Linked DNA regions of Homo sapiens: region 2 is linked to region 1. Evidence: chromatin contacts called from ENCODE Hi-C or POLR2A ChIA-PET data. All regions are on one chromosome and are shown on one strand. Each heading gives the region's core, a stretch centred on a gene start or an enhancer-like site at or near the end of the contact. The rest is flanking DNA. Distances are from core to core; before and after follow the strand shown. Region 1 holds the start of FBXO3 (F-box protein 3). Region 2 holds the start of DEPDC7 (DEP domain containing 7).

What was found. Hi-C counts contacts between places; a loop is a spot of excess contacts on that map. ChIA-PET counts read pairs that join two places held with the same protein, here RNA polymerase II (POLR2A). Pooled maps may share reads with other maps.
Region 2: a pooled map shows a loop between it and region 1 (3-fold over the local background). The contact joins the promoter of DEPDC7 here to the promoter of FBXO3 in region 1. A Hi-C loop is called at or near these places in 8 of 50 pooled maps. POLR2A ChIA-PET finds 5 or more read pairs at or near these places in 2 of 52 experiments (HEK293 and OCI-LY7).

What each region holds. Positions count from the first base shown.
Region 1 is chr11:33,772,567-33,776,807 of GRCh38, forward strand. It overlaps FBXO3 (F-box protein 3), which reads right to left and starts at 1,954. Exons shown (of 11, transcript NM_012175.4): 1 at 1,828-1,954. The coding sequence starts at 1,931. It overlaps FBXO3-DT (FBXO3 divergent transcript), which reads left to right and starts at 2,133. Exons shown (of 3, transcript NR_120550.1): 1 at 2,133-2,185; 2 at 2,688-2,797; 3 at 2,882-3,104. RefSeq lists silencers at 1-91, 1,417-1,486, 1,947-2,046 and an enhancer at 968-1,468.
Region 2 is chr11:33,014,398-33,018,762 of GRCh38, forward strand. DEPDC7 (DEP domain containing 7) reads left to right here and starts at 1,481. Exons shown (of 9, transcript NM_001077242.2): 1 at 1,481-1,631. The coding sequence starts at 1,559. It overlaps LOC105376615 (a long non-coding RNA gene), which reads right to left and starts at 1,393. Exons shown (of 4, transcript XR_931167.2): 1 at 880-1,393. RefSeq lists silencers at 1,326-1,375, 1,696-1,755.

The DNA of each region.
Region 1 (4,241 bases), core at 704-3,203:
CATACTTTTCCCTCTGCCAGAACTGCATATGCCCTGCTTCATATATGGCAGCTCCTTCCGATTTGATCACTTCTCACTTCCTATTCCTTAACAGAGCAATCTATTTCCTTCACAGCACTTAGTACCTCTTGCAATTATGCGCTTGCCCACTGGACTGTAAGCTCCATAAGAGTTGCCTTATCTGCGTTGTTCACTACTGTACCCTCAACACTTAACAGACTGGCACATAGCAAGCCCTCGGGGAAAAAAAAATCTTTGAATAGGAAGATAAGCAAGGCAGCCCTTACAATCAAGAAGCACGCCATCTACCTGACATGGCAAATCAATTCTGCAGGAAGAAGGTAGAGAGGGCATCTTCTCCACCTTGCCAAGTTGAGAAGAGGTAGGCAAGGCATTCCAGGCAAGGTCGAGAGCTTGAGCCACAGGAAAAAAAAAAAAAAAGAAAGTGCAAGTGTGTTGTATGCTGGCAGAGGTCTGATTTGGTTAGAATGGATGGTGCAAATGTGATAGTGGTGGAGAAATAAGTCCTGGAGGACCTTAGATATACAAGCCAGATGATAAGAGCTTTCAATGCCCCAGAAGTTTAGGTTATAGTCTATAAACATAGGGGTGTCACAGGTTTTAAGGAGAATGACAACCAGATGTGTCTTGGAAAGATTACTCTGGCAGCAATCAAAAGTTGGAGACTGTTAGTTAAATTGTAAGTATTTTCTAGAAAAATAAAATTGCTAGCAGGTACAGGTAGCGACCAGTACAGGTAGTGACCAAAAACTTGAGGTATCTCTCTATCACCACTTAGCTAGGCCAACAACTATCTGTAGCTCCAAGAAATCTGTATTTATAAAAAGACCTCTAATAACACAGGGCACAATCATCAAATGGCTAGAATCTAATGGTTAATCCAAACACAAAACAAATCTCGCCCACCTATCCTAAGAGGGCGACTTTGCATCCTCTGCAAATATATACGGTAGCACAGGAAACTCACAGCCATGCCACCCCCTGTCAAGGGTGTAAACAATCCTGACAGCTGGGGGGCGGGCTGGCAGCGCCATTTCTTCCACCACCCCAGACAGTCCCAAGTTCTGAAGAAACTGGGCATTGAACCACCCTTATCAGCAACCGGTGTTTATTTCTGGAACAGATGCTAGTAATGTGGGAAACCCAAGGTGTCCAGGAGAAAAGATAGTCACCGGTATGGCATCACCGGAAGTCAGTACCAAAACATAAAATCCAACATCGAACCGTAAGGAGCAATGCTGACAGCAAAACAATTCTCACGCACTGAAGTCCGAAAGTGAGCCCGGACAGCGATTCTGGCGCTGGGGAAGTCGCGCCAGGGGAGTAAGGGGTTGCCTATCTTCTCCTCTCGCTCACCCACCTGCCCACCCCGGCGCCAGACTCCGCAGGCCCCGGACCCAGCAGAGAAGAGCGCCTGGCCGGGACAGGGGCTTTTACACAGCAGCAGGGACTGACCCCAACCGGGCGGGCACCTGCGGGGCCAGCGGGGGTCCGCGGAGCGCGGCGGTGCGGCACGAGGGCCACTACCTCCTTCTCTTGCAAGTGGGCCTCACCGAGGCCTGGGAGAGAGATATCTCGTCGCTTCTCATACCTGGGCCCAGGACAGGAGGAAGACTCAGGGCGAGGCCCTTTCCGCCCCCGTCTCGCCCCGGTCCCCGGTGGCTCCGCAGGATGAGGGCGGCCCTGGCGTCACCTTCTGGTGTCGCGGAAGCTCGGGTCCTGTCAGCGGCCCCGACCCCCTTTCCCCCTGCCTCACCGCCTCCTCTCCCCATGCCCCCACCCCTGCCATGCGTGTCGTCCCATTACTTGATTAGATCCCGATAGTCCAAAAAGGATAAGATGAGGAGCAGGGGATCGGTGGGCAGCGACTCTAGGGTCAGCGGCGCCGTCTCGGTCTCCATGGCCGCCATCTTGCCTGGCCCGGTGCAGGTCTGGCCCCGCCCTGGCCCCGCCCCTGCCCCGCCCCCACCAGCGCCCGAACCGCCCCCAGCCGCTCTCACAGGTTTGTTATGTAACCGCCGGGCCAGCCCCGCCCTCAGGGTGGGCTGAGGTGCGGCTCCCTGGAGACCCCGCCCGCTAGCCGGGAGCCAGCGGCGCAGTGCGAGTTCAGCCCGCTTTCTTCGCGCTCCGCGTCAAATCTCTCCAGCTCTGTTCTCGCATCCCGGTTCGTAAACTTGCCCAGCCCGGGACCCTTTTGTTGCCAAATCTGCCTCGGTCTGCCCAACTCCTCCTGCGAAATTTTACACTCAGTATGCAGGAAGCCTCGCTCAAAATCTGACACTCCTCCACGCCCTTGGTCCCCAAATCCATTCCTTCTCTTTGTTTTCCAACCCGAGAACCCCTCGTTTTCCCCGCTCAGCCTTCCCCACCCCGCTTGTCCCCCGCACACAGCAGGGCCGCTCCGAGACTTGTCCACTCAGCAAGAGCAGAGCTGAGAATCAGCCAGGGACGCCAGCTGAAGGCCCTTCTCCCAAATTAAGGAAATAATTGTTGAGGGCTTAACTTCACGCCCCTCCCCGCCTTCCTAAGTAAAATGTGTACAAGGAGTGAGTCTGAGTCTCAGCCGCTGTCCCTTAATTTGGTTATCATGGCTATTTTCAGCCTATTAGGGCAATGCAAAGGGTACAGTGTGGATTTTTTCCAGCTTTAAAATTTATTTTGGCCAGGGTTTAGATCCCGCAGAGTTAAGTATCCCGCGTGTGAAGGGATGAACTGAGACTCCCAGAGGGCATAACTGATGGAGGCACGAAGATGTCTGCTCTTCAGCTTTGCCAAGGTGATATTAAAATGAGAGTGGGGGAAGTATAATGGGTCCATACATCACTTGCCTGATTTCTTCTTTTCCATTGCTTTTCCAAAGGTAGTATGGTGTAAGGGGCTTTGGGGAATCCAGACAGACCTGGACTTCACACGCCCGTCATTTATTTCACTACTAGTGAAATGCTGGCGTAGTTACGCCTAAGTTCTCTGAGACTGTCCCTCATCTCTAAAACCACCCCTCCTCTGGTGAACTAAGGATGGCGATAACGCTTTATGTAAAGTGCCTGGCCAGATACTCAATAAATGTTAATTTTCCAAGCTTATACATGCATCAGTCACTAAGTTCTCCAAACATTTCCATATCCTGGAGAAAGTTTCTCTCAATTATTTGGAAGAGTGGAAGTGATATGCCCCGCCCCAAAAAAATCCATTTCCTCCATTCTTCATACCATTAATGCCTTCTATTTATGGTTTTGCTTAATAGTTATAACCCCTGCCACCCAGCCAACAAAACAGAACAACAGCAACAAAAAACTCTGCCTACATCTCTGTGCTTCCAAATTGTTTATGCATATGCTTAGAAGAACATTTATTGAATTGGATTTCAAGTACTTGTTCTGTGTCTCTCTCGTCAAACTGTAAACTCTCAGTCTGACTCATCTTTCTAATTTCAGGGCTTAGCAAGTTATTCAACAACTAGAAAGTTTAAATTCAGGTTGAATGGATGAATGAAGACAGAATAATCATTTCTGTTTACAAGGGAACCATACCTTTTTACATAGACAAATGCTTGTAAAGGTATTTGATCCTGATTTATGTTTGTCTCCATTTTCTACTTCAGATGGGCCACCTGTTTTAAATCCAAAAGCTGGTAGGAGTTTCAGGTACACTGCATTTGCTTCTGCTGTCCTATTGCACTTGGACTTGGTGCAGCTATGACCTAATGCAGAAGACAAAGTATGAAGCTACCAAACTGTCAGGGCCAGAACTAAGGTGAGGCAAGAAAGCTACTTGCTTGGGGCACAAATTTAAGAAGAGGTGCCAAAAAACTGAATAATCAAATAAATAACATTTTAATGCAATATTTTTAAAAATAAAAATTAATGCAAAAAAAATTCACAGTGAACAAAATACCAAACTCTTAAACAAAAACAGGATCCCACAGTGCCATGTAAGCCATATTAGAGCCTGATGCAAAAAGAAAAAACAATGCGCAGCACTAAATACATGCTTTTTATGGTTTTGTTAGTTTGTTTTTTGAAACGGGGTTTCTCTGCTGTTGCCCAGGCTGGAGTGCAGTGACATGCTTTCGGCTCACTACAACTTCTGCCTCCTGGGCTCAAGCCAATTTCCTACCTCAGCCTCCTGAGTAGCTGAGACTATAGCTACACCACAACACCCAGCTAATTTTTGTATTTTTAGTAGAGACAGGGTTTCACCATGTTGGTCAGGCTGGTCTT
Region 2 (4,365 bases), core at 231-2,730, 760 kb before region 1:
TTGTATTTTTAGTAGGGGTTTCGCCATCTTGGCCAGGCTGTTCTCGAACTCCTGACCTCGAAGATCCCCCTGCCTCGGGCCCCCCAAAGTGCTGGGACTACAGGCGTGAGCCACCGTGCCTGGCCAGCTTTTTCTAACACTAAGCAGCAGCAACTGGCCCCCACCTCCCACCCACAAACCCAAGTCCCCAGGGGCAGCTTCTTAGTATGTATTCTCTGAAACAATCCCATGTAGAAGCTCTTTCCAATAAGCTAAATAATGAACTCCCACTTAAACACCATTCTAATTTACACCTAAATCACACAAGCATCCTCCTTCTAAGAAGACGTCATAATCGTTTTGAAAATCATTGCAAAATTCCCAAACTTGAAAAAAAAGAAAAAAAAAAGGGCAAGTGTCTGGCAATTGGATTATTGGTCTCTAAGACCACTCATCCTTTCAGAGGTATCCAGCATTGGATCCCTGGCCTGGCTTCAACTTCCAAGTAACTAAGATGTGTCCCATTAATAGCCCTTCCTCCTTTTCTCTCCTCACCTTCACTCCAACCGGCAGCAAACTGTCCCTACCCACCCGACCCACAGTTCCTTTGGAGGCAGCACAGATTTCCTGGCAGCCAGTCCCAGGGTCTTTCGTTGCTGCCCTCCTGTGACCTCTAGACATTGCTCTCCTGGGCCACATAGGATTTGTTTGTTCTGCACAGGTAGGGATGTCTGAAAAACTCGATTATTATTGTTATTATCACTATTACTACTACTACTATGACATAATTTTAAGCACTTACGTTCCGGACGCAGTTACTAAATGCTGAACCTGAATTGGTTCCTATAAACCTCGTTAAAAAACAAACAAACATCTCAGTGAAGCAGGTACTAAACCTACCCCCGCATCACAGGTGAGGACACCGACGCACAGAGCAGTTAGGCAGCTTGCCAGGTTCCCGACTTTTTCTATTTCTTTTTTTTTTTTTTTTTTTTTTGAGACGGAGTCTCGCTGTGTCGCCCAGGCTGGAGTGCAGTGGTGGATCTCGGCTCACTGCAACCTCCGCCTCCTGAGTTCAAGCGATTCTTGTGCCTCGGCCTCCCGAGTAGCTGGGATTACAGGCGCCTGTCACCAAGCCCAGCTAATTTTTGTATTTTTAGTAGAGAAGGGGTTTCGCCATGTAGGCCAGGCTGCTCTCGAACTCCTGACCTCAGGTGCTCTACCTGCCCTGGCCTCCCAAAGTGCTGGGATTACAGGCGTGAGCCACCGCGCCCGGCCTGGTCCCGAGTTAATCTACGGCAGGCCGCGGTTCGAATCCCGCTGGTGTGAGCCGCGGGCCGCGTAGTGCCGGCCCAGGGAACCGCTTTGTCCCCGACCACCGCTCGCGTGGCATCGCGCCCGAGGAAACTTGGATCGCTGGCGCCGCGGGCTACGTTCAGTGGTTGCCAGAGAGACACGTGACCGGCAGCGGGGGCGGGGCCTGCAGGGAGCCACGCCCCGCACAGTTAACAGACGGGCGCTCAGGGAGCTAGGGAGCTGTGAAGCTGCTGGAGGAGTTGGCGTCCGGGGAGCAAGGGCCATGGCCACCGTGCAGGAGAAGGCTGCTGCGCTGAACCTCTCGGCTCTCCACAGCCCCGCGCACAGGCCTCCGGGTAGGTGCCGAGGACTGCCGCCTGGGATGGCGCGGGGCGGGCTGGGGTGCGCGGGCTGGGTCCCGGCGCGGGGCGGGCGGCGTGGGGCGTTCGGCCGCCTGCGCCTGTCAACGGCCGGCTGGGCGAGCACAGCACAGCTGCGACCACTTGGCCAACGCCCCCGCCGAGCGGGCGGATCGAGTTCCTCTCTGGCTGGTGGGCTGCAAGCGGCAGAGCCCGCCCGCACAGCCCAGCTTTTTTCTTTCTACCCAGACTCTCAACTTGACCGCGCGTTGGTCTGTGCGCCCGCTAACGTGCCAGGCACGCGCCGGGGAGCTCCGGGATATGCTCCGCGGTGCTACCGGTGACAAGTGTGGTATCTGGAATTTGTGTAGTTCTTTGCCCCCTGTCTCAACCACAAACCTTGACGACACAGTATGGCCAGGGGCCGAGCTCCTCCCTTGCCCACTTTGTTCTCCAGACTGCTAGGAGTCAAGAGTCAGCTTGTCTCCCCAGACTCTTCCTGGGAGGGATGAGAGGTTTATGTGAGTTCTACTGGCAGGAATTTGGCATAAAAGGTATTTATTAACACTTTATGTATAAGCAGTATTTTAGTGAATAGAAGTTTTTGGCTAAAAAAACAGTTACATGAAATTAGGAGGGAAGTTGGCAAATTCTGCCACGGGCCTAATCGTGTCTTTTGGGGGCAGTTGATTTAGGATTCTGGTTTCTTTAAATGTTCAAACACATGAAGAGAATCGGATATCACTTCTAAAATGCTGGTTATAGCAGATCTACAACCCAGTTAATAGGGGTGACTCAGATAACTGTTAAGATACTCAGATAACCCTTGGCTTTTTTCTTTTGGTTAAGTTACAACTTTTTCCCCTTTCTGGAGCTCCAGTCTGGGATGTCGTAGGAATTAGTTCCCTTTCTGACAAAAGCCTTTCATTTGTAAAAACACCAACCAGTGAAACTGTGATTCCTTCCTCTGGGTCAAATGGGTGCTTCTCAGTGGCCCCACTCTTGTGTTTGACTTACTCACTAATGCTCATTTTAATCTTCAAAATGCTAACGACAGATTATGGTAGAGAACCATTTTTCACTTGTCCTTTTCTAAGAAAAATCATAATATTGACCTTAGTCTGCTTCCATGTAAAGGATTCAGGTAAGCACATAGTGGCCACATTGAGAATGTCTCCTTGATTTATGTTGTGAAGAGAAGACAAATGCTAAGACATTTGGGAATTTAAAACCAAATGACATTGAAAACAGTCTTGAGAAATCTTTTGGGCCCACTTACTCAGTGAAGGAAATTCCCAAATGTCACCTGCTTAAAATAAAAACATGGTACCCTGTTTTCTCTAATAGCTGAAATACCAATTCTGGAGCTTTGGGCATTTGTGAACAGGTTCTTAGATGGTGTAAGGAAGTATGTATTCAGAAATTAAGTAGATAACTCTCTAAGGGAAGAGTTGAAGTGCTGGTTATCAGGAATCAAAGGAACACTGTCCTCGGCACACTAGCTGCAGTGGACGGAGAGGGGCCCGCTGTTGTTCTCACTCGTTTTGCTTGCTACCGCTGGAATCCCGACCTGGTAACATTTGTTAGCCTTTCTTTCACCCTTTAGTTGCCTTGTCATAGTTCCAGTGAGCAAGGTAGTGGGAGCACACGGTTATTGGTTCTTTGCCATTCTCTTTCTGTGTGCTCTGGCAGGCAGCTTTGTACTTTTGTTTCTCCACCGATTAGTAACTCTCACTTACCTTAAAGGGGCTGTAATGACCAGGGACCTGATTTATGTACAAGAAATGAGATCTATATGCCAGTCTTCAGCCAGTATGTCAAAAACACTTGTCTTTTAATACGACAAACAAGAAAGTAGTCTGTTATCCTGTTATCCCTTTATACTGTAACCTAATTCTTTGAGTTTGCCTGGTATCACTTTTCCAGGGAGCTCAAAGTACTTCCCATATGCTGTCTCATTAATGTATGTGAATTAAAGCAGAGACCAATGTCTGCTTTTGCTGATAATTCTCGTAGATATTGTAAATTTTTCTTGTTGGTAGACTTCTTTTACCTACCTGCAGCCTTCTTTTCAGAGGCAATCGCAGTCTTCAGCATGACGCCTCTAATGCCAACTAGCAGGAAAATAAACTTTGGACTACCAGAACCAATATCCAGTAAAAGTGTTGTAATCTTGGGATCATAGTATAGAAAATTTTTCCACTCAGTCACAACTGTCAAGTTTTAACACCATAAACACAATTCTCTTTACATTTATCTATTAATATTTTCATGAGGTTTTGGTTACTATCCAACAAATGTCCTTTTTCTTTGTTGTCTTGACAATTCTTTGTGTGAGTAATATTTTAAAACCTCTTTTGAAAAAATCTTTCTTAAAATTCTCTTAAATCCTAAATGGTCTAGGATTTATAGATGTGTTATTTTCTGATGAAAAGTTAAATCCTCTGGTATGTGTCACATCTTGTCTTCTCATCTCCTGTTGGCCTTTATGTGATTGAATACTATTCAGAACTTGACATTATCATCCAGGTAGTAGGAGTAAATAAAAGGTAAACTCCTAAGGTTGGGGACTGTGTCCTCTGAGTTCAGAGGAAGGAAGAGGAAGAAAGATACCTCCCTTTTCTTTCTACTTTTAAAATAAAATTTTAGATTCACTAAATAGTATGGTCCATTTGTCATAATTAATGAACCAATATTGATACATATAATTATTAACTGAAGTCCACACTTA